2 separate regions of the Homo sapiens genome follow, and region 2 is linked to region 1. A link is an interaction called in ENCODE POLR2A ChIA-PET data of the cell type or tissue named here. Cell type or tissue: HCT116. All regions are shown on one strand. Each heading gives the region's core, and the rest is flanking DNA. Links, peaks and the distances in the headings are about the cores only.

What was found. Peaks named below come from ENCODE experiments on the same cell type or tissue, not always from the same donor. Only the 100,000 strongest peaks of a DNase experiment are listed, where the experiment ranks them.
Region 2: POLR2A ChIA-PET joins it to region 1 with 5 read pairs; 2 of 35 experiments call an interaction of 5 or more read pairs at or near these places.

What each region holds. Positions count from the first base shown.
Region 1 is chr9:115,503,963-115,514,530 of GRCh38, forward strand. No RefSeq gene overlaps it. Among named protein-coding and RNA genes, the nearest start is that of DELEC1, 370 kb to the left of the region's middle. In HCT116, for the core only: no CTCF peak of the experiment used is centred there; no DNase peak of the experiment used is centred there.
Region 2 is chr9:114,684,811-114,695,378 of GRCh38, forward strand. No RefSeq gene overlaps it. Among named protein-coding and RNA genes, the nearest start is that of TEX48, 7.9 kb to the left of the region's middle. RefSeq lists an enhancer at 5,762-6,961 and a silencer at 6,435-6,484. In HCT116, for the core only: no CTCF peak of the experiment used is centred there; a DNase peak (open chromatin) is centred at 6,431; H3K4me3 peaks cover 1,086 bases; H3K27ac peaks cover 318 bases.

The sequences.
Region 1 (10,568 bases), core at 2,676-7,675:
AATACTGCATGTTCTCCCTTGTAAGTGGGAGCTAAATGATGAGAACACATGGACGCATAGAGGGGAACAACACACACTGGGGCATATCGAAGGATGGAGGGTGGGAGGAGAAAGAGGATCAGGAAAAATAACTAATGGGAACTAGGCTTAATACTTGGGTGATGAAATAATCTGTAAGCCTGGGGGCAGTGGCTCAGTCCTGTAATCCCAGCAATTTGGGAGGCCGAGTTGGGCAGCTCACCTGAGGTCAGGAGTTAGAGACCAGCTTGGCCAACATGGTGAAACCCCGTCTCAACTAAAAATACAAAAATTAGCCAGGTGTGGTAGCAGGCACCTGTAATCCCAGCTACTTGGGAGACTGAGGCACGAGAATTGCTTGAACCCAGGAGGCGGAGGTTGCAGTGAGCTGAAATCCTACCACTTCACTCTAGCCTAGATGACAGTGAGACTCTGTCTCTCAAAAAAAAAAAAAAAAAAGAAAGAAAAGAAAAAGAAAAATAGTCTGTACTGCAAACCCCCATGACACAAGTTTACCTTGTAACAAACCTGCACATGTATCACTGAACTTAAAATAAAAGTTAAAAAAGAAAGTATTTGCTCAACTATAGGCCAGGTGGTTCATGCCTGTAATTCCAGCATTTTGAGAGGCTGAGGTGGGAGGATCATTTGAACCCAGGAGTTAAAGACCAGTCTTGGTAACGTAGGGAAAACTATGTCTCTACAAAATATTAAAAATTTAGCTCGGTGTGGCGATGCACACCTGTAGTCCCAGCTACTCAGGAGGCCGAGGTGGGAGGATTGCTTGAGTCTGGGAGGTTGAGGCTGCAGTGAGCCATGATCATCCCACTGTACTACAGCCTGGGCAACAGAATGAGACCCTACCTCAAAATATATATAATAAAAAATAAAAGAAAAGGAGAAAAAATAACAACAGAATTAAACAAAAAAGAAGCTAGAATAAAAAAAAATCAGAAAATACTATAGAGCAAAATTACAACCTAGTCTCAGATAAGCCAGAAGTTTTCTTTTTTTCTTTTCTTTTTTTTTTTTGAGACAGAGTCTCACTCTGTCACCCAGGCTGGAGTGCAGTTGCTGGATCTCCACTCACTGCAAGCTCCGCTTCCCAGGTTCATGCCATTCTCCTGCCTCAGACTCCTGAGTAGCTGGGACTACAGGCCCCCACCACCACGACCGCCCAATTTATTTTGTATTTTTAGTAGAGACGGGGTTTCACCGTGTTAGCCATGATGGTCTCGATCTCCTGACCTCATGATCCGCCTGCCTCGGTCTCCCAAAGTGCTGGGATTACAGGCTTGAGCCACCGCACCCGACCAAGCCAGAATTTTTAAAAATAATATATAGTATTTAAATGTGTGAGTATGTAAAATGAGTTAAACAATTAGAAGGCTTCACAAATCTTTTAATTAGCATTTTGTGCTATTTAACAATCATTTTATTATTATTATTATTGTTACTTTTCAAATTTTTTTTAGATTCAGAGGGTACATGTGCAGGTTTGCTGCCTAGGTATATTGCATGATGCTGAGGTTTGGGGTACAAATGATTTCATCATCCAGGTATTGAGCATAGTACCCAAGTTTTTCAAATTTTTCTCCTTCCTTCCCCACTCTAGTAGTCCCTAGTGTCTATTGTTGCCATCTTTATGTCCCTAAATACCCAATGGTTAACTCCCAATTATAAGTGAAAACATGTGATATTTGGTTTCTGTTCCCGTGTTAGTCTGCTTAGGATAGTGACCTCCAGCTGCAGCCATGTTGCTGCCAAGCACCTGATTTCATTCTTTTTTAAGACTGTGTAGTATTCCATGGCGTATATGTACCACATTTTCTTTATCCAATTCACTCTTGTTAGGTACCTAGGTTAATTCCATGTCTTTGCTATTATGAATAGTGCTGTGATGAACATGTAAGTACATGTGTCTTCTTTGTTTTCTTTTGGGTATATACACAGTAATGGCACTGCTGGGTTGAATGGTAGTTTGAAATTTCTTGAGAAATCTCCAAACTACCTTCTACAGTGGCTGAACTAATTTACATTTCCACCAAAAATGTATAAGCATTCCCCTTAATCCACAGCCTTGCCAACATCTGTTGATTTTTGACTTTTTAATAGTCATTCTGACTGGTGTGACATGATATCTCGTGGTTTTAATTTGCATTTCTCTGATGATTAGTGATGTGGAGCATTTTTTCACATGTTGGCCACTTGAATGTCTTCTTTTGAGAAGTGTCTGTTCATGCCTTTTGCCTATTTTTAAAGGAATTTTGTTGTTTTTGCTTGTTCAATGAAGTTTTTATTTTGCTTGTTTAAAGGAATGAGGAATGGTATAATTACTTGCATAAAGAATTGTCTAAATTCCTTATAAATTCCGCATATTAGACCTTTGTCAGATGCAAAGTTTGCAAATATTTTCTCCTGTTCTTTAGGATGTCTGTTTACTCTGTTGATAGTTTATTTTACTGTGCAGGAGCTCTTTAATCAGCTACCACTTGTCAATTTTTGTTTTTGTTGCAATTGCCTACAAGGACTCAGTCATAAATTATTTCCCAAGGCTGATGTCCAGAATGTTGTTTCCTAGATTTTCTTCTCGGATTCTTATAGTTTGAGAGGTCTCACATTTAAATCTTTAATCCATCTTGAGTTAATTTTTGTGTGTGGTGAAAGGTAAGGGTCCAGTTTCATTCCTCTGCATGTGACTCCTTGCTCATTTTTGTCAACTTTGTCAAATATTAGATGGCTGTATGCGTGTGGCTTTATTTCTGGGTTTTCTATTCTATTCCACTTGTCTATGTGTCTGTTTTTGTACCAATACCATGCTCTTATGGTTACTGTAGCCTTATAGTATAGTTTTAAGTCTGGCAATGTGAGGCCTCTGGATTTGTTCTTTTTGCTTAGGATTGCTTTTGCTATTTGACTCTTATTTTCCATACTGATTTTAGCATAGTTTTTATGATTTCTGTGAAAAATAACACTGGTAGTCTCATAAGAAGAGCACTGAATTTATAGATTGCTTTGGGCAGTAAGGTTATTTTAATGATATGAATTCTTCCAATCTATGAGCAGAATGCCTGGTGAAATGTTTGGGTGCATAGTAGAGAGGGACCCCCTGCACCAGAATCTTTGCACAAGAAGGATGAGGTGGCTTAGGCTGCTGATCCAGGTGAGCTGGTGCTCTGAATGTCTGGGGACCTTCTGAGAAGGAGTGAAGAGGGTCCTGGTGCATCACAATCTATGTCCCAGAAGGATGATGCAACTCAGGCTGCTGAACCCAATGAGCAGGTGCTACAAATGCCTGGAGATCCACCTGGGCATGAAGCAGAGAGGGCCCCACTATACCACAATCTCAGGAGAGCAGGGTAGGGCATCCAGCAATGGCACATGCAGATCAGTTTCAGGTTACCAAGCTAGCCCTGCCTGCAAGTGTTATTGCCCAGGAAGAACCACAGCTGTAAGCAGCTCTCCTCCAGCTCTTAGGGAGGAGAGAACAATTCTAGTGCCTACTGCTGAAGCATTTTCCACTGTCCTGGTTGTAGAGGCCCCTAGCCCACTCCAGAGCAGATGCTCAAATCTCTGAGCCAAGACTAAAGTGCCTGTGCAAGTAAGCAACTGGGTTGCCAAGGCTGTAGGCACCCACATTAAAAATCATGTCCTGCCTGCAGACCCAGGTCTGGAAAAATGTCTGTAGCTTTTCCCAGAGTCTTTCCCTCACAGCATCTCCAAGACTCTTCCTAAGTTTTTTCCAGGGCTTGGGAGAAACAAAATGCTCTCCCTCAGCCTGGGTTGCTCATATCCCCAGTGGAAAGGTACGTCACAGAAAGAGGCTGTCTGTTTCTCTTACATACTGAGCCTTCAATCATTTTATCAACTGGACACCATCACAGGGGCTGTTTGCCAGCATTCTCCTCTCCGGCATCTGGGGTGTCCTTTACAATTCCAGTGGGTTCCCATTTTTCTTGAATTAAAGCTCACAGTGTTGATCTTTATGTGCTATCTTGCTATCTCGCTATCTCCAAGAGGCAGAGGCATGCTGAAAGCCTCTAGTTTGCCATCTTGGAGAAAGAATAAAAACAGAGTTTGTTTCTTTACATAATTAAAACCAAATCATAGCAAGATTGGACGTGAAAGTGTAAGAGAAGAAAGAGAAAGGAGAAATAAGTAAATGATACTAAAGAGAAAAAGGACTTAATGACGCATGCTATAAATTTTTAAATGAAAGTGTTGTATGAACTTTCAGCTAGTAAATTGTACACCTAGGAAAGGAAATAGGTGTACACTGCAGCCGGGCTCAGTGGCTCACGCCTGTAATCCCAGCACTTTGGGAGCCTGAGGCGAGTGGATCATGAGGTCAGGAGTTCAAGACCAGCCTGGCCAACATGGTGAAACCCCATCTCTATTAAAAATACAAAAAAAGTAGCTGGACGTTGTGGCAGGTGCCAGTAATCCCAGCTACTCAGGAGGCTGAGGGAGGAGAATCTCTCAAACCTGGGAGGTGGAGGTTGCAGTGAGCCAAGATTGCCACTGCACCACTCCAGCCTGGGCGACAGAGTGAGACTCTGTCTAAAAAAAAAAAATAAAAAAGAAAATAGATGGACACTTGCATAATGTAAATTACTAAGGAGACTAGAGAAGAAAAAGATAATCTAAATGTATTTATAAAAATTAGAAATTGGCTCAGAATTTTTCTATCAACGAAAAGAAAAAAATAAAGCGTTTTGGGTTTCCTTGCTTTTATTATTTTTAATTTACACATAATAATTGTACATATTTATCGGGTAATGTGTGGTATTTCAATGCATGTGTACAATGTGTAGTTCAAATCAGAATAATTAGCACAACTATCACTTCAAAATTTATTATTTTTTAAAAAAACCGTTTAATAGGCAAATTTACCAATAGTTATGTAACAGATGGTTGTGATTTTATATAGTCTTTCAGATACTGGATAAAAAGAGAGAACTTTTCCTTTTTCATTTCAAAATAATATATCTTAATAAAAGTAGACAGAGCACTTTCAGAATATTCATATTCATGCACAGATATAAAAATATCAAAGCATTCATAATCTAAACCTAGCATAAATCTATTACCACTAATCCAGATGGCAAAGTTGATTTCAACATTATAAAATCTATTAAGATATCTTTATCAAATTGATCTATTAAAGAGAAAAGTAAATATCAATAGATTTAGAAAAAATATTTATACAACTCAACCTCCATTTGTGAATAACAACATCGACTCTCCAGAGGGCAGTATTTTCCTAGGAAGTAAATCCACTTAGTCTGAAAGGATATTGTAGCAGTCAGTACAGGTTAGGTTACATAGTCCATCGTGACAAATAGGACCCAAATCTCTGTGACTTAAAACTTCATGATTTATTTATCCCTTACACTAAATATCCAGTAGAAATCAGCGGGGACCTCTGCTCACTGTATGTCCTTGGGGACTCAGGCTGAAGAAGCAACAACTTTTGGATATTACTAGTCACCATGTCAGAGGAAAGAGGACTCTGGAGAGTCTCAAATGGGCAAGTAATGCTCTGATCTAGAAGTGAGACACATTTTTCTGCTTACTACTTATTGGCTGGAATTAGTAATATGGTCTTGGGTAATTAGGGTAGGCTAGGAAGTTTACCCAATCATGTACCGAGAGAATGGATAATTTTTTCTTTTTTCTTTCTTTTTTTTTGACGGTGTCTCTCTCTGTCGCCAGGCTGGAGTGTAGTGGCACGATCTCGGCTCACTGCAACCTCCGCCTCCTGGGTTCAAGTTATTCTCCTGACTCAGCCTCCCGACTAGCTGGGACTACAGGCGCACACCACTACACTCAGATAATTTTTGTATTTTCAGTAGAGATGGGGTTTCACCATGTTGGCCAGGATGGTCTCAATCTCTTGACCTCGTGATCCCCCACCCTCAGCCTTCCAAAGTGATGGGATTACAGGCATGAGCCACCGCACCTGGCCAAGAATGGATAATTCTTTACATTTAGACTCACTAACTATAAACAACTCACACAGGACTCACAAGAACTCACTAAGGACCCACATAGCCAGCTACCAAAACTGTATAGCTACCTTCATGCTTAGTGGCAAAATGTTAAAACCTTTTTCCATAAATCCAAGAACCAGACAGGGTTTAACATTATAATAGAGATCCTAACCAGCTCATCAAGGCAAAATTAATGAATTAATTAATTACACTAATAACTAATATATATTCTTTATGTATGAAATCCAAAACAAATAAATTAACAAATAAAATTAATAACAAAGTAGAACAAGCTTGCTTAATGTAAGATTTATATACAATACTCGATAGATTTCTTGTACCAGGAAAAGTTAGACACTTTAGTTAGAAATACTATTTCCTAATAGTAAATAGATGAGGTACCTAGGAATGAATCTAACACATGATGTGCAAGATCTTTTGTGTAGAAAGTTAAAAAAAATAACTTGTATCACAAAAGATTTTTTAAAAGTCCTAAGTGGAGAGACATGACATATTCATAGAAACAAACTACTGAAGATATTAATTCTTCCCAGGTTGATAGATAGATTTAATGCAATACCAATAAATATCTCTGCAGGATTTTCTTTTTTGTGGAAATGATGGGTGAATCCCGAAATTTATATCAAAGGGCCAGGAGCTTGTCTTAACTTTAAAAACAAGACAGGGAAACTTGTTCAGGCATATAAATGAGTTGTTTAAAGCCATAATAATGAAGGCATTTTACATTTCTGCAGGTATAGACAAATAAACAAATGAAATCACATAGAAAGCTAAGCAATGAAACAGGCATTTACGTAAACAGTATATACCAATAATGACGTTGTAGAGCAATAAAGGAAAGCCTGACTAATTCAATGAGGCTTAATGTTGACTTTTCATACAGAAAATTTTAAAATAATGTTTCCTTATATAACACGCAAACACTAATTAAAAACTACAAGTTTAGAAAAGAGAAATATATATGTGCCTGTGGGGTATGCAAATAAGAAAAGCTGTTACACACAAAAGCAAATCATAAAGAAAAAGACTAATAAGTCTAACTGCATTTTAAAAATAAGAGCTTCTGTTAATCAACAGACATCATAGAGTGCCAGTGCCCCCCACACATTTGGAGAATGTATTTGCAACATTCAACAATGTTGCAACACAACAAATAAAGTGTTAGTATATAGAATATATAAAGTATAATGCATGTAACCATATATAAAAGTTAACAAAGACATTGACATTTTGTAGAAACAGGAGCATGAACAACCAATAAACATTTGAAAAATGCTTGTTCTCATCAGTTATAAGGGAAATACCAAATAAAATGGCATAAGATTACCATTTCACACTCTTGTGACTGGTGAAAAAGAAAGTACAATGATACTGATTGTTGTAAAAGGTGTAGAGCAATAGCAACTTTCATATGCTGCTTATGGAATGTACATTGGTCCAAATATATCGAAAAATAAATTGGTATTGTCTACTAAATTTCAAAAATTCCTACAACCAAGCAATTAGATTCCTATGAATATCACCTAAATAAACTTGCACATGTATACCAGGAAATGTTCTACAAGCATGTTTCCAACAACGTTGATTTTACTAGCAAAAAACTGGAAGCATCTTAAATCCCCATCATCAGTAGAACTGACATACTGTAAAATAGTAATTGCATTACATACTATGCAGCAGAAAGAACATACAGCAACAGTACAAAAAAATAGGTTAATTTCAAAACAAGATTGATTGAAAGTAGTATTTCATGAGAAAATATTTGCAGTATGATCTCCTTTATGTTTATACCACAATAAACAGAGGAATATTTGTGAAAAAAATCTATCCAGAAAAACAAGATATAATTAACATAAAATTCAAAATAGTGGTCACCTCTGAAGGCTGGGAGAATGATAATGGAATGCACATGGCAGGGCCACATAGGCAGCTCCAAAGGTTCTTTAACATTCTATTTCTTAAGCCGGGTGGAGTATATATGGCTCCTGGTTTTCTTAGTATTTCTTTTTATATCCATCCATCCATCCATCTATCCATGTATCCATGGATCTGTGTATCAATCTATCCAGCTATCCGTCTATTCATTTATCTACCTGTCTTGGTCCATTTGGGCTTCTATAACAGAATACCAAAGATGGAATCATTTATAGACAACAGATATTTACTTCTTACAGTTCAGGATCAAGGCACTGGCAGATTTAGAGTCTGGTGAAGGCCTGCTTTCTGGTTCATGCACAACTATATTCTGTGTCTTTACATGGTGGAAGGAGAGAGGGAGCTTTCTGGTGTCCTTTTTAGAAGAGCAGTAATCCCATTTATGAGGGCTCCTAATTACCTCTCAAAGATTCTATTTTCAAATACAGTTGCATTGGGTATTAGGTTTCAACATATGAATGGGGGAGGCAAACATTCAGTTTATAGTGCTATCTATCTATCTATCTGTCTATCTATCTATCTATCTATCATGTAGCTAACTAGCTAGCTAGCTTACATGTATTTTTCTATATAAGATATAGAGTATTTCATAAGAAAAAATAAAATTTGGGTAGGATTTTGGCAACAAATAGATAAAGGATAAAAGAAAAATCTGGAGAATTTCACAGGCAAAGGCACTGATGCGTGAAAGGCATTTATGTAAATAAGCATGTACTTTTGAAGAATGACATCTAATTCAAGTATGTATTCTTGATGTTAGAAAAAGTTTCAGAGTCAACTGAAAGGCAGGCAAAAGCACTGCTGTTTAGATATGTGGCTCCTTTAGGGTGGCAAATTGAAGACAAATTCCCTTGTATTATTTTCCCTTTCCTGGATATTTAGCCATTTCACTCTCAGGGAAAGGGAGGATCTTAAGAGAGGTACAAGTGGACTGCAGTCCCAGGAGCTGTAGCTTGTCTGGGGGGAGAAGCACAGAGCTGCATGAACAGGGCCTTGCTCAGGTTGGCATCACTAATGTGTAACCCGTTGCATGGACATGTAATGTGGCATTAGTAATGTACTTACTGCACTGCCTGGCACACAGTTGTGCTCATGAAATATTTGGGGTATGAATGAATGAATAAAGCCTTTGACAATGAGGAGTCATGGGAACACGTCTCCTTTGTTGATGCTGTCTCCTTCTCCTTTTTCTTTTTTTGGTTATTTTCGCTTTGGCTAGAGAAACTTTATAACATTTTTCCCCTTTCCTTTTCAGTAGCTGGTAGGGGTGGGAAGACTCGAGGAGGTCCAAGACTAACTGTGAATGGGCCTGATTTCCAATGATCCTTGCAGAGTGCTGACAGATGTCTGACATGAGAGTGAGATTGAAGAAGCTGCCAGCTGGAGCCAGTAGCCAACCTCCTTTTCTGTGGAAATCTCCATAGATGGTGGCAGATCAGATGTCACCGCATACAGGCTCTACGCTCTTTCCTCTCCTCTCATTACCCCTCATTTCTCCAGCTCACATCTCCTTCTACCCTCTATCTGCTTATTCTCCTTTGCTTATGCTTTTTCAATGAACCATTTTTGTACCTTTGCTTTGCTCAATTTCTTCTTGTACTCTTTGGACCATTATTTCTCTTTTTGGCCTAGAGGATCTATAAGAAACTAGGAGTATGGTTGAGGCAACATGACTTGATTATAAATCTCATGCTTTTGAGAGTTCAATTTTTCCACCTGTAGTGTAATTTCCTTCTAGATTTAGTTTCCTCTCATTTTTGAATTTTATTATAGTTTATCTTTAACAGAAATATAATGCAAGTTCATTATAAATGAAATTCAGAGAGGCATAAAAGAGAAAAACTATAAAAATCATCCAGACAGGGCAGCTCTTTATGTATTTGGGGGGGATATTATTCTTCTAGTCTTTGTCTGCTTTTTACTATTATTTTTCCTTTTGGAAATTAAGGGCACCAATCACTTCATATTCTTCCTTTTCAGGCTGTAACTAGTGTAAGAAAGAAGCAGGAGTGAAACGTGGAGCTAATAAAAATAGAGGCTCGATAGTTTCCAACTTGTGAGGCTTCTTTATAAGGCAGAATTGGAGAATGTGGCTGGGAACTGAAGTCAATTGTCCTCTGATAACCTGACCAGCAAATCTATGCTTCCAGACCTACTGTGAGGAGTATTAGATCTGATTATACTGCACTCACCTCACTACCTGCATGGAAAATAGTACTTGCCTTAGAAACACAGAATAAAGAGCAGGGGACAGAGGGTGAATAGCAGGAGTTCAGGCTCACCTTTAGGCAGCTGAGCCTGCCCATCTCCAGGTGTTCTTAGCCTTTGAAATTAGGAAAACCAAAGAGGAATCCAAGCCCTTCTTTCAGATGTTTGAGGCAGAGAAACATGACTGCCTATTTCCAAACTTTGGTACAAAGTAGCCTCACCCATTCGTACAAGTTTGAGTTTGTATTAGGAAAGAACCAATCAGGAAAACAGAAACCAACTAATCATTTTAATTATTTAAAAAAAATTTAACATGTAGAATTTAATAGAAAAAATTTAATATAGGAAATCTAATGTTGAAGAAGTAAAAGAAAAAAATAGCAAAGGGATAAA
Region 2 (10,568 bases), core at 3,500-8,499, 820 kb before region 1:
GCACTGGGCTAAGACAAATGGGTGGATTTTTACTCTGGTGATTTCACAGTGGGTAAGTTCTGGGGTCCGAGTACCTGGGTGGGACGCTTGCCTTCCTAACTTAATGCATGACCTGGGCCATAGCCATTAACCCCTCTAATTCTCAGTTTCCTTAACTTTAAAATAGAAATAATAATAGAGTTGGTGTGAGGAGTAAATTAGACCAGCCATGGAAAGCTGTAAATGTAGTGCCTGCTAGAGAGGCAGCACTCAATAAATTTTCCTTATTATTATCTGGTGTTGAGAGTGAAGGATTAGCTTTCACACCTGTGGATGTGAAATCAGGGAATTCAATTTAGGTTTTCAAAAGTTTTATTTTGTTTATTTTTATTTTTATTATTTATTTATTTATTTGAGACAGATTCCCGCTCAGTCGCCCAGGCTGGAGTGCAGTGACTCTATCTCCGCTCACTGCAAGCTCTGCCTCCTGGGTTAACGCTGTTCTCCTGCCTCAGCCTCCCGAGTGGCTGGGACTACAGGCGCCCGCCATCACGCCCAGCTAATTTCTTTCTTTCTTTTTTTTTTTTTGTATTTTTTTTAGTAAAGACGGGGTTTCACCGTGTTAGCCAGGATGGTCGCGAACTCCTGACCTCGCGATCCGCCCGCCTCGGCCTCCTAAAGTGCTGGGATTACAGGCGTGAGCCACCGCGCCCAGCCTTGTTTTTAAATAAAGTCTCGATCTGTTGCCCAGGCTAGAGTGCAGTGACATGAACTCGGCTCACTGCAGTCTTGACCTCTTGGGCTCAAGCCATCCTCCCACCTCAGCCTCCCGAGTAGCTGGAACCACAGGCACACACCACCACGCCAGGCTAATTTTTAAATTTTGTGGAGAGGGGGTCTTGCCATGTTGCCTAGGCTAGTCTCAAACTCCTGTGCTAAAGCAATCTTCCCACCTCTGCTTCCCAAAGTGGTGGGATTATAGGCTGAGCCACTGTGTCTGGCCCAAAACTTTATTTTGAAATAATTACAAATGCACAGAGAGTTACAGAGGTAACTTTGTAGCTTTCTCTCTTTAGAGAGAAACAAAGAGGTAACTTTGTAACTTTCTCTCTGCAGACAGTTCCCATGAACCCATCCCCCAGCCTCCTCCAATGTTAACATCTTGCCTTACTATATTACAAGATCAAAATCGGAAATTAACATTGGCCCAATCTACAGAGCTTATTCAAAGTTCAGTCGTTATTCAAGTACTCATTTGTGTGTGTATGTGTATAGCTGCATGAAATTTTATTACATGTGTAGCTTCGTGTAACTACCACCACAATCACGGTACTTAACTGTGCCATCACCACAAGGTTCCTTTCTGCTTCCGCTTTATAGCCACACCCACTCCCTCTCCCCAACATTTCTAACCCCTGGAAACCACTAACCTGTTCTACATTCTATAATTGTCATTTCATGAATATTACATAAATGGACACATGCAGTATATATGTATATTTCTGAGGTTGGCTTTTCTCAGCACAACTTCCTTGTTCCTCATATACATGAGGAACATGTATCAGTAGTTAGCTCCTTTTTATTGCTGAGTAGTAATCCATAGTAATGCATGTACCAAAGATTTTTTGACCATTCGCCCATCGGAAGATATTTGGATGGTTTGCAGTTTTTGGCTATTACAGATAAAGCTACTGAGAACATTTGTGTACTAGTTTCTGGTGAAAATGTTTTCATTTCTGTATGATAAATGCCCAATTTACTATACAATTGCTGGATTGTATGGTCAATCAATTTTTAGTTTTAAAAGAAACTGCCATATTATTTTCCAGAGTGACTGTACCATTTTACATTTCCATAAACAATATATGAGTAATCACATTTCTCTGAATCCTCTCCAGGGTTGTTTTTTTTTTTTTTTTTTTTTTTTTTTCCACTATTTTTTACTTTTGTCATTCTTATATCTTGAGCCCAGGAGGTTGAGCCTGCATTGAGCCATGATCGTACCACTGTACTCCAGTGTGGGTGACAGAGCAAGACACGGTCTCAAAAGAAAAAAAAAAAAAAGAAAAAAAAATTTCACTGTATGGATATATCACATTTTGTTTATTCATTCATCTGTTGACAAATGTTTAGGTTGTTTTCACATTTTGGCTCTATGAATAATGCTGCTATGAATATTTGTGTGCAAGTTTTTGTGTGGATGGATATTTTTGTTTCTCTGGACTATATACCTAGAAGTGAAATTGCTAAGTCATATGATAATTCTATGTTTAACATTTTGAGGAATTGCCAAACTTTTTCCAAAGGTGCTGCACCATTCTGCAATGCTGCCAGCAATGTTTGAAGGTTCCAGTCTTTTCACATCCTTGATGACACTTTATACTGTCTGTCTTTTAAATTTCAGCCTAGTGTGTTTTAAGTATTATCTCATTGTGGTTTTGATTTGTATTTTCTTAATGACTAATGATGTTGAGCATCATTTTATGTATGTATTGGCCATTTTCATATCCTGTTAAGAGAAATGTTTATTCAAATCCTTTGCCCTTTAAGAAATTGAGTTATTTGTCTTTCTAGTGTTGAGTTTTAAGAGTTTTAAAAATATATTCTGTATACTAGACCTTTGTCAGATCTATGGATTGCAAATATGTCTTGCATTTTGTGGGTTATCTTTTCATTTGCTTAATAGTTATAGTGTCCTTTGAAGCAAAAAATTTTAAATTTTGATGTTAGATTTATCTTTTTTTTTTCTTTTGATGCTTGTGCTTTTGGTGTTACATCTAACAAACCAATTGTCGAACCCAAGGTCATAAAGATTTATTTACTCCTGTCTTCTTTTTTTTGAGATGGAGTCTCACTTTATTGCCCAGGCTGGAGTGCAGTGGCGCGATCTTGGCTCACTGCAACCTCCACCTTCTGGGTTCAAGCGATTCTTCCACCTTAGCCTCCCAAGTAGCTGGGATTACAGGGGCACACCACCATGCCTGGCTAATTTTGTGTATTTTTATTAGACACAAGGTTTCACCATGTTGGTCAGGCTCTTCTTGAACTCCCGACCTCAAGTTATCTACCTGCCTTGGCCTCCCAAAGTGCTGGGATTACAGGCGTGAGCCACCACACCTGGCCTAATTTACTCCTATGTCTTATTCTAAGAGTTGTATAGCTTTAGCTCTTACACGTAGGTGGATCATCCATTTAATTTTTGTATATGGTGTGAGGTGGGGTCCAACTTCATTGTTTTGCATGGAGCTAACTAGTTGTCCCAGCACCATTTGTTGAGAAGACAATTCTTTCCCCCATTACATGGTCATTGTACTCTTGTTGAAAATCAACTGATCATAAAGGTAAGAATTTAAATTTAGTTCTGAGCATGTTGCATTTGGCTCTAAAGGATACTCAAATGGAGGTTTCCAGAAAGATCAAAGGAGATATTGAGTGTGATAGATTGAACTGTTGTCCCCAATTCTTTATCCCTGCCTATGGTTATACCTTTGCCATGGCCTCATTGTGGACAGTATGTGTTTCCATGCTTTTGATTTTGGATTTGACTAAGTAACTTGCTTTGGCCAATGGCTTGTGGGCAGAAGAATAGTATTAGGGTTCTGAGCTTATGCCTTAAAGTTCCCCTATGCTGCCAATTATGATCTTGCTCTTCTGCCAGTGTCAAGAAAAAGTATGCCCCCCCTAACCTATTAGTCCCTGGAGGACAACGAGAAACATAGATCAGTCATTCCAGGCAAGCACCCAGCTAGGCCCAGCATTGACCCGCATGCTACTCACAGATAAGAAAGTGATGAAAACTGGGTGTTGTCACTGAATTTTTGGGTGGTTTGTTACACAGAGTGGATAAGTGAGATACAGGGCACAAGATCTCTTTATATCTACGAAGTACTGTCCATATGAGAGGGAGGACAGATCACTCACTCCCCTTTCTTCTTTTTTAAAAAACTTTTAGGTTCAGGGGTACGTGTGCAGGTTTGTTATACAGGTAAACTCACACCTTGGGGGTTTGGTGGACAGATTATTTCATCACCCAGGTGCTAAGCATAATACCTGATAGGTATTTTTTCTGATCCTCTCCTTCTCCCCACCCTCCACTCAAGTAGGCCCCAGTGTCTATTGTTCCCTTCTTTATGTCCATGTACACTCATTATTTAGCTCCCACTTATAAGTGAGAGCATGCAGTATTTGGTTTTCTGTTGCTGCATTCATTTGTTAAGGATAATGATCTCCAGCTCCATCCATATTCCTGCGAAGGACACGATCACATTCTTTTTTATGGTTGCATAGTATTTCATCATGCATATGTATCACATTTTCTTTATCCAGGCTACCACTGATGGACATTTAGGTTGATTCATGTTTTTGCTATTGCAAATAGTGCTTCAATGAACATAGATGTGCATGTGTCTTTATGATAGAATGATTTATGTTCCTTTGGGTATATACCCAGTGATGGGATTGCTGGGTTGAATGGTAGTTCTGTTTTTAGTTCTTTGAGGAATCACCACACTTTTCCATGATGGTTGAACGAATTTATTTCATTCCACCTTTGTTTTTGAACAAGAGCTCTAATCAATCAGAGATCTTGGGACATTTCCTAGGTGAAGACATTAGTGAAATATTTTCCTGCAGTGTGGGGCCCAGTCCCCTGATGAGAAGTGGGGAAATTTAAGGCCAAACATGGACATGACATTCTATAGCACTGGTTCACATCATGAAGGAATGACTCCCTTTTTAGTCCTTTCAATTACCTAAATTTAGCTGGATGCTACCCCCTCAGTAATGCCTCCAAACAGTTGCTGACCTCCCTCACAATAAAAAGAGAACAGCAGGCAGGCTCTGAGTCTTTGGCAGGTGATGGCATCAGGCTAGAAGTTAAGCTCATTGTTTTGTTTTTGTTATGTTTATTTTTGTGTTGATCTTTTCTATTTATGGTAGTGGTATGTACCTTTGTTTTAATGTAAAAGAATAATATGGTTTAAAGAAAAATATTAAGGAAATAAGAGTAGAGGTAATAGAGTCACAGTGATATGTGAATAAATGGGGTTTAGAAAACCTCTTTTGAGATACATCCTTGTGTTAGGGTTCTCCAAAAAACGGAACCACTAGGATCCTGCTTTCCTCTCTCTTTCTCTCTCTCTCCGTGTCTCTCTTGGTGTCTCTCTCTCGGTGTCTCTCTCTCGGTGTCTCTCTCTCTCTCGGTGTCTCTCTCTCTCTGTCTCTCTCTTTCAGTGTCTCTGTCTGTCTGTGTCTCTGTCTCTCTGTCTGTCTGTCTCTCTGTCTCTGTCTCTCTGTTTCTCTGTCTCTCTGTCTCTCTCTGTTTCTCTTTCTCTCTGTCTGTCTCTCTCTGTCTCTCTCCGTCTCTCTCTGTCTCTCTCCGTCTCTCTCCCTCCCTCTCCCTCCCCCTCCCTCCCCTCCCTCCCTCTTTCAGTCTCTCTCTCTCGACCTCTCTCTCTTTCTGTCTCCATCTATATGTATGTCTTATCATCTACAAGCTGGAAAGCCAATGGTGTACAATCCCGCGTTGAGTCCGAAGGCCTGAGGACTGTAAGTGCTGAGGGCAGGTGAAGGTGGATGTCCAAGTTAAGGCAGTCAGGCAGGGAGAAGTTGACTCCTCCCTTCCTCTGCCTTTTTGTTCTGTTCAGGCCTCCAACAGATTGGATGCTGCCCACCCCCATTGAGGAGGGCAAACCAGTTTACTTAGTCCACTGATTCAAAGGCTGATCTGTTCCAGACATACCCAGAAATAATGTTTAACCAGATAGCTGAACATTTCATGATCCTGTCAAGTTGACTTATACAATTAACTATCACAGCCATTGTATCCATGACCTATATACTAAAAGTTATGGGATGGTTTTTTGTTTCCCTCCTAAGAAGCTGTGGGAGGGCATCATTGTGGATGTAAACTCGTCACTTGTCCATGGTTTCTGAGCTGGAAATTTGGTTTATTCTTTCAAACTACTTCAGATTCTTGATTTCCAAGAATCCTAGCACCTAAGCTCTCTTCAAAGCCCCAAGGTGATTGTCACAAACAAAACCCTTCTGTGGCTCATACATAATTGATACTTATAAACCTTTTGGAAAAAAAATCATCCTCTGTAATGTAATTTCCCATTCTAAAAATAGGCTTGACTTTTGGATTTCTGCTTAATAAAAATATATTTTTCGATTACACTGGAGACAGAGAAAAAAATTTCCAGTATCAGTTTGAGGCTTGTGAGAAAATGGAGAGAAGACAAGTTTCACTGCTCTTGTTGAAGGCTTTGTATTAAAATTTTGCCACAGTGGCTGAGTTCTGAGTGTGGTGGGGCTGGGGAGGAAGGAAGAGTGAACACTGTCACCAGTCATTTAAGATGTCATTTATTACTCAGATCTGACCCCAAATGCGAAGGCTGCAGCAGGGAGATGAAGCTGGCATCGCTGTACACGTTTGTGGTTAAGGAGCGCATCTCTGAAATTCTATGGTTTCTCTGAGTAATCACTGAATCATCTCTTTATTACAGTGAAACTTCACAGTGCCATTATTTGCTGTGGAGCGAAGCTAGAGAGCATCACTCTGAGGCTTCTTGGGCAGCATTGGAAAGGGCTTAGGTTCCGAAGAGGTGGTGCCCGTCCCTTTCTAAGGCTCTCTCCCCCAATAGATGGCCCAAGGAACAGTGTTACAGTGCAGGTCATCTCTCAGGAGCACTTGGTGGGCATTCCTCTTGGTGCTGTGTTTTGTGCTTCCCTTTTGGAAGAGAAGGAGGAAGGAGCCGCCGCAGTGTAGGGCAGCATGTGATTCAGAGTCAATATGGCTTCCCTTTCCTTCCACACATGCTTTCTTGTCACCAAGTCATCTGGAATGTCCATGGCCAAACATACTACCCACCCCTAGTTGGATTCAGACTTCTGCCTTTCCCATGCAGGGCAAATCACTTTCCTTCTCTGAGTCTCATTTGCTCATCTTTAAAATGACACCCACAATTCCCACCTTGCTCAGGGCAAAAAGAGCTGGCATGTATGAAGTTACATTTTGAACTGCATGGTGTGCTGTATCTTGGAAAGACTTCTGTGCCTTCCCCGATGACACACTGTGCTGTCTTTCGGTAGCCACCCACCTCTCTATGCTTTTGTGCTCATGAAGCTCAAAAGCTTCTTCATGATGATTCTATACTGAGCCTTATAACTGATTTCAAGACAGTGTGCTAATTTTCAGAGATATGGAAGAAATTTTTTTTTTCTTTTGTTTGTTTTGAGACAGGGTATTGCTCAGTTGCCTAGGCTGAAGTGCAGTGGCACTATTATGGCTCACTGCAGTCTCTTCTTCCCTGGCTCAAGTGGTCCTCCCACCTCAGCCTCCTGGGTAGCTGGAACTAAAGGCATGCACCAGCACACTGGGCTAATTTTTTCTATTTTTTGTAGAGGTGGAGTCTCACTATGGTGCCTAGGCTGGTCTCTAACTCTGGGACTCAAGCAATTCTCCCACCTCAGCCTCCCAAAGTGCTGGGATTATAGGCTTGAGCTGCTGCGCTTGGCCAGAGGAGATTATTTCTTAAGATTGTTCTGATGAAACCCTAAAAAGTGAAATCAACATTCTCAGAAACCAATAAAATAAGACAAATCTTCTGGCTTTGGCAGGGATGTGGGAAACTTACAGGAAAAATTATGGGTTTGCCAATGAAAATCATCTAGACACTGTGGGTTAAGGAATCTGTGGGACCACCTTGCCCAAATATATGCAGGAATCATTTTATTGATTGATTGATTGATTGATTTTTGAGCCTGAGTCTCCTGTCGCCCAGACTGAAGCTCAGTGATGTTATCTTGGCTCACTGCAACCTCCACCCTTGGGGTTCAAGTGATTCTACTGCCTCAGCCTCCTGAGTAGCTGGGATTACAGGTGCCTGCCACCACGTCTGGCTACTTTTTGTATTTTTAGTAGAGACAGGGTTTCACCATGTTGTTCAGGCTGGTCTCAAACTCCTGACCTCAAGAGATCCGCCCGTTCGGCCTCCCAAACTGCTGGGATTACAGGCGTTAGCCACTGTGCCTGACTGGCAGAAATCATTTTAAGGAAAGTAAGCATAATAGTAACATTTGTGACATTAACTATGTGTAAGACACTGTGCCAAGTGCTTTGCTGTGGAGACAACTATCTAAGATGAAATCCCAGCTCACCGTATGTTAGCTGTGTGACCTTAGATGACTTATGTGGCTTCTCTGAGCTTCAGTGTCCATGCCTGTAAGTGGCATGGTAATGCCTAATGGCTTTTTGAGGATGCATTGAAACATTGAACTCAAAGTTTTAAGCACAGAGTAAACACTCAATACCTAATGTTGCTGTTTTGTTGTTATAATTCATGCATTTCTTACAAAATTCAGGACAGTCGTGAATTTTGTGGCAGATAGAGCATTCTGAGGGCCCTGGGCTTCAGTGCTATTTTGAATTTTTTTTTTCCTCAAGGGGAGAGATAAGTACACTTGAGGTTTAGAGTAAAAGTAAGAGGATTCTTGAGTTGTAAATTACGTAAGTCTGATTTATCAAATATAAAGTGGGAAGTTTCTTTCATTGCAGAACTATAAAGATTTATAGGACTTTTAGAAAGCTGTAATTACACTCTGAGTAAAGGTTTCTTTCCTCTTTATAAAGTACACATATGGGCTATGTAATTTGATGATGGTAAATTAAAATGTAGTTTTCTCTATTCCTACTCCAAACAGGACCATATAAATGTTGCCTGGCTGGATTTTGACTATCAGACCACTCCCTTTCCATATCTTTTTGGGTCTCTGCTTCCTTAGATGGAGTCCCAGGCAGGAGTTGAGCAACATAATTGGATCTTTGTTCTCTGACCTCTACTGGGTGCTTGAGGGTTATAGCTAGAGGCCTTAATGGACTAGATGCCTGCACCAGACAGCTGCTTCTATGTAACTTGAAAAGCAGCAAGAGCGAGCCCAGGCAGATCTTTTTCCAACACAAGTTTCTGCTAGGTGTTGGCCTTTTTGTTCACTAAATAGCTTCAGACTGAAGGGGCAATGTCACCTAGGTGTGTAAATAGGTTCATCTTTGCTAGCATCTGATGGAAGGCCAACCCCTTCAAAATCTTCACTTTGATTTCTAGCAAGGAAAGAGCCAGGAGGAGCTTAAGAGCCCATGCGGACTAACTCTCCCTTGCTCCCACTGTATAGATAGGAACACTGAGGTCCCCGAGAAGGAAACATTTTGCCCACGGTCACAAGTTGAGTCCCTGGTTGAGCTGCGATATGGACCTACGTCTGTTTGATCCCAAACCTGTCTGCACTTGCAGCAAGACTTCTAATTGTTTCCCAGTTTCCTTTCACCACTTCTCCCTTAATAATAGAACTTGCAATTTGTGGCTGGAAATGTAACTGTCTGGAATAAAGACCATTATTTTCCAATCTTCTCTGCAGTGGAGGCAGCTGTGAGACTGAGTTCTTGCCAATGACAAATAACTGATAGCATCCTATGTGACTTCTGGAAACATTCTTTTGTCCTTCCTCCTTCCTGCTAGCTGGAATGTAGAGGTGATTTATTGCCACAATAATGCTTAGTAATAAATACAAAACCTCAGTGGCTTATGGCAATGCCTGTTTCTTGCTCTTGTGCCCGGGATGGCCGGCCAGTTCTGCTGAAATTGGTTGGGGTTGGTCATACATCAGGGCAGTTGGCTGGCTACTGGATGGTCTATAATGGGCATGGCTGGGACAACTGGGTGACTTGACCCTGGTTCATGTCTCTCATCTTCCAGCAGGCTGGCTTATGCCCATGGAAGAGGCTACAAGGGATAAATAGGAACATGCTAGTAATTTTTCTTGCCTCTGCTTGTGCCATGTTCTCTGATTTTCTGCTGGCTAAAACAAGAAACATGGCTAGGGCCCAGAGACAGAGTAGGAGGACACCTCACTTTTATATCTATGTCATGGGTGTAGGGTAGAAGGAAAGCTGGGGCCTTAATGGATCCAATCTATTGTTGATGGATGACTGAATGAATGGAGGGATGGATGGAAAGGCAGCGAAAAAAGGCAGACAGGGGAGGAAGTTCTCTTGACCGTGTCCAATACAGGGGGAAAGTAAGCACTAGAGAGCAGTTTCCCATGGCTCTACGGTTCTCTGAGACCCTCCTGGCTTGGAGACTGCGCATGGCACACGGGGGTGCTTGGAGCTTGTGGGGTGTTTATTTCATGACTTGCTTCTCTGTTGGGGAACCTTTGCTTCTGAGTGAGTCATTGCGAAAGGCTTCTTAAGCTTCACTTTCAGGTTGGGAAGAGTCTATTTTGGAGATGAGAAGCCTTTTCAGAGGTCCTGAGCTTATAACATGAAAACAGTTGTGCTGTGGCCTGAGAACTGAACTGAGAAGCAAGGGACATGTGTTTCAGTCCCACCTCTGCCAACTCAGGAAAAAAACAAAAGCAAACCAAGAACAAAACACATCAGAAGTAGGAATCTCTCTTGGGCAATTTCTAAGTACTATAGAACTTGTCAGCAAGAGAGAAGGCCAAGGAAAAAGTTTTGTTGTTGTTGTTGTTTGTTTTTTTTTTGAGACTAAGTCTTGCTCTGTCACCCAGTCTGGAGTGCAGTGGCATGA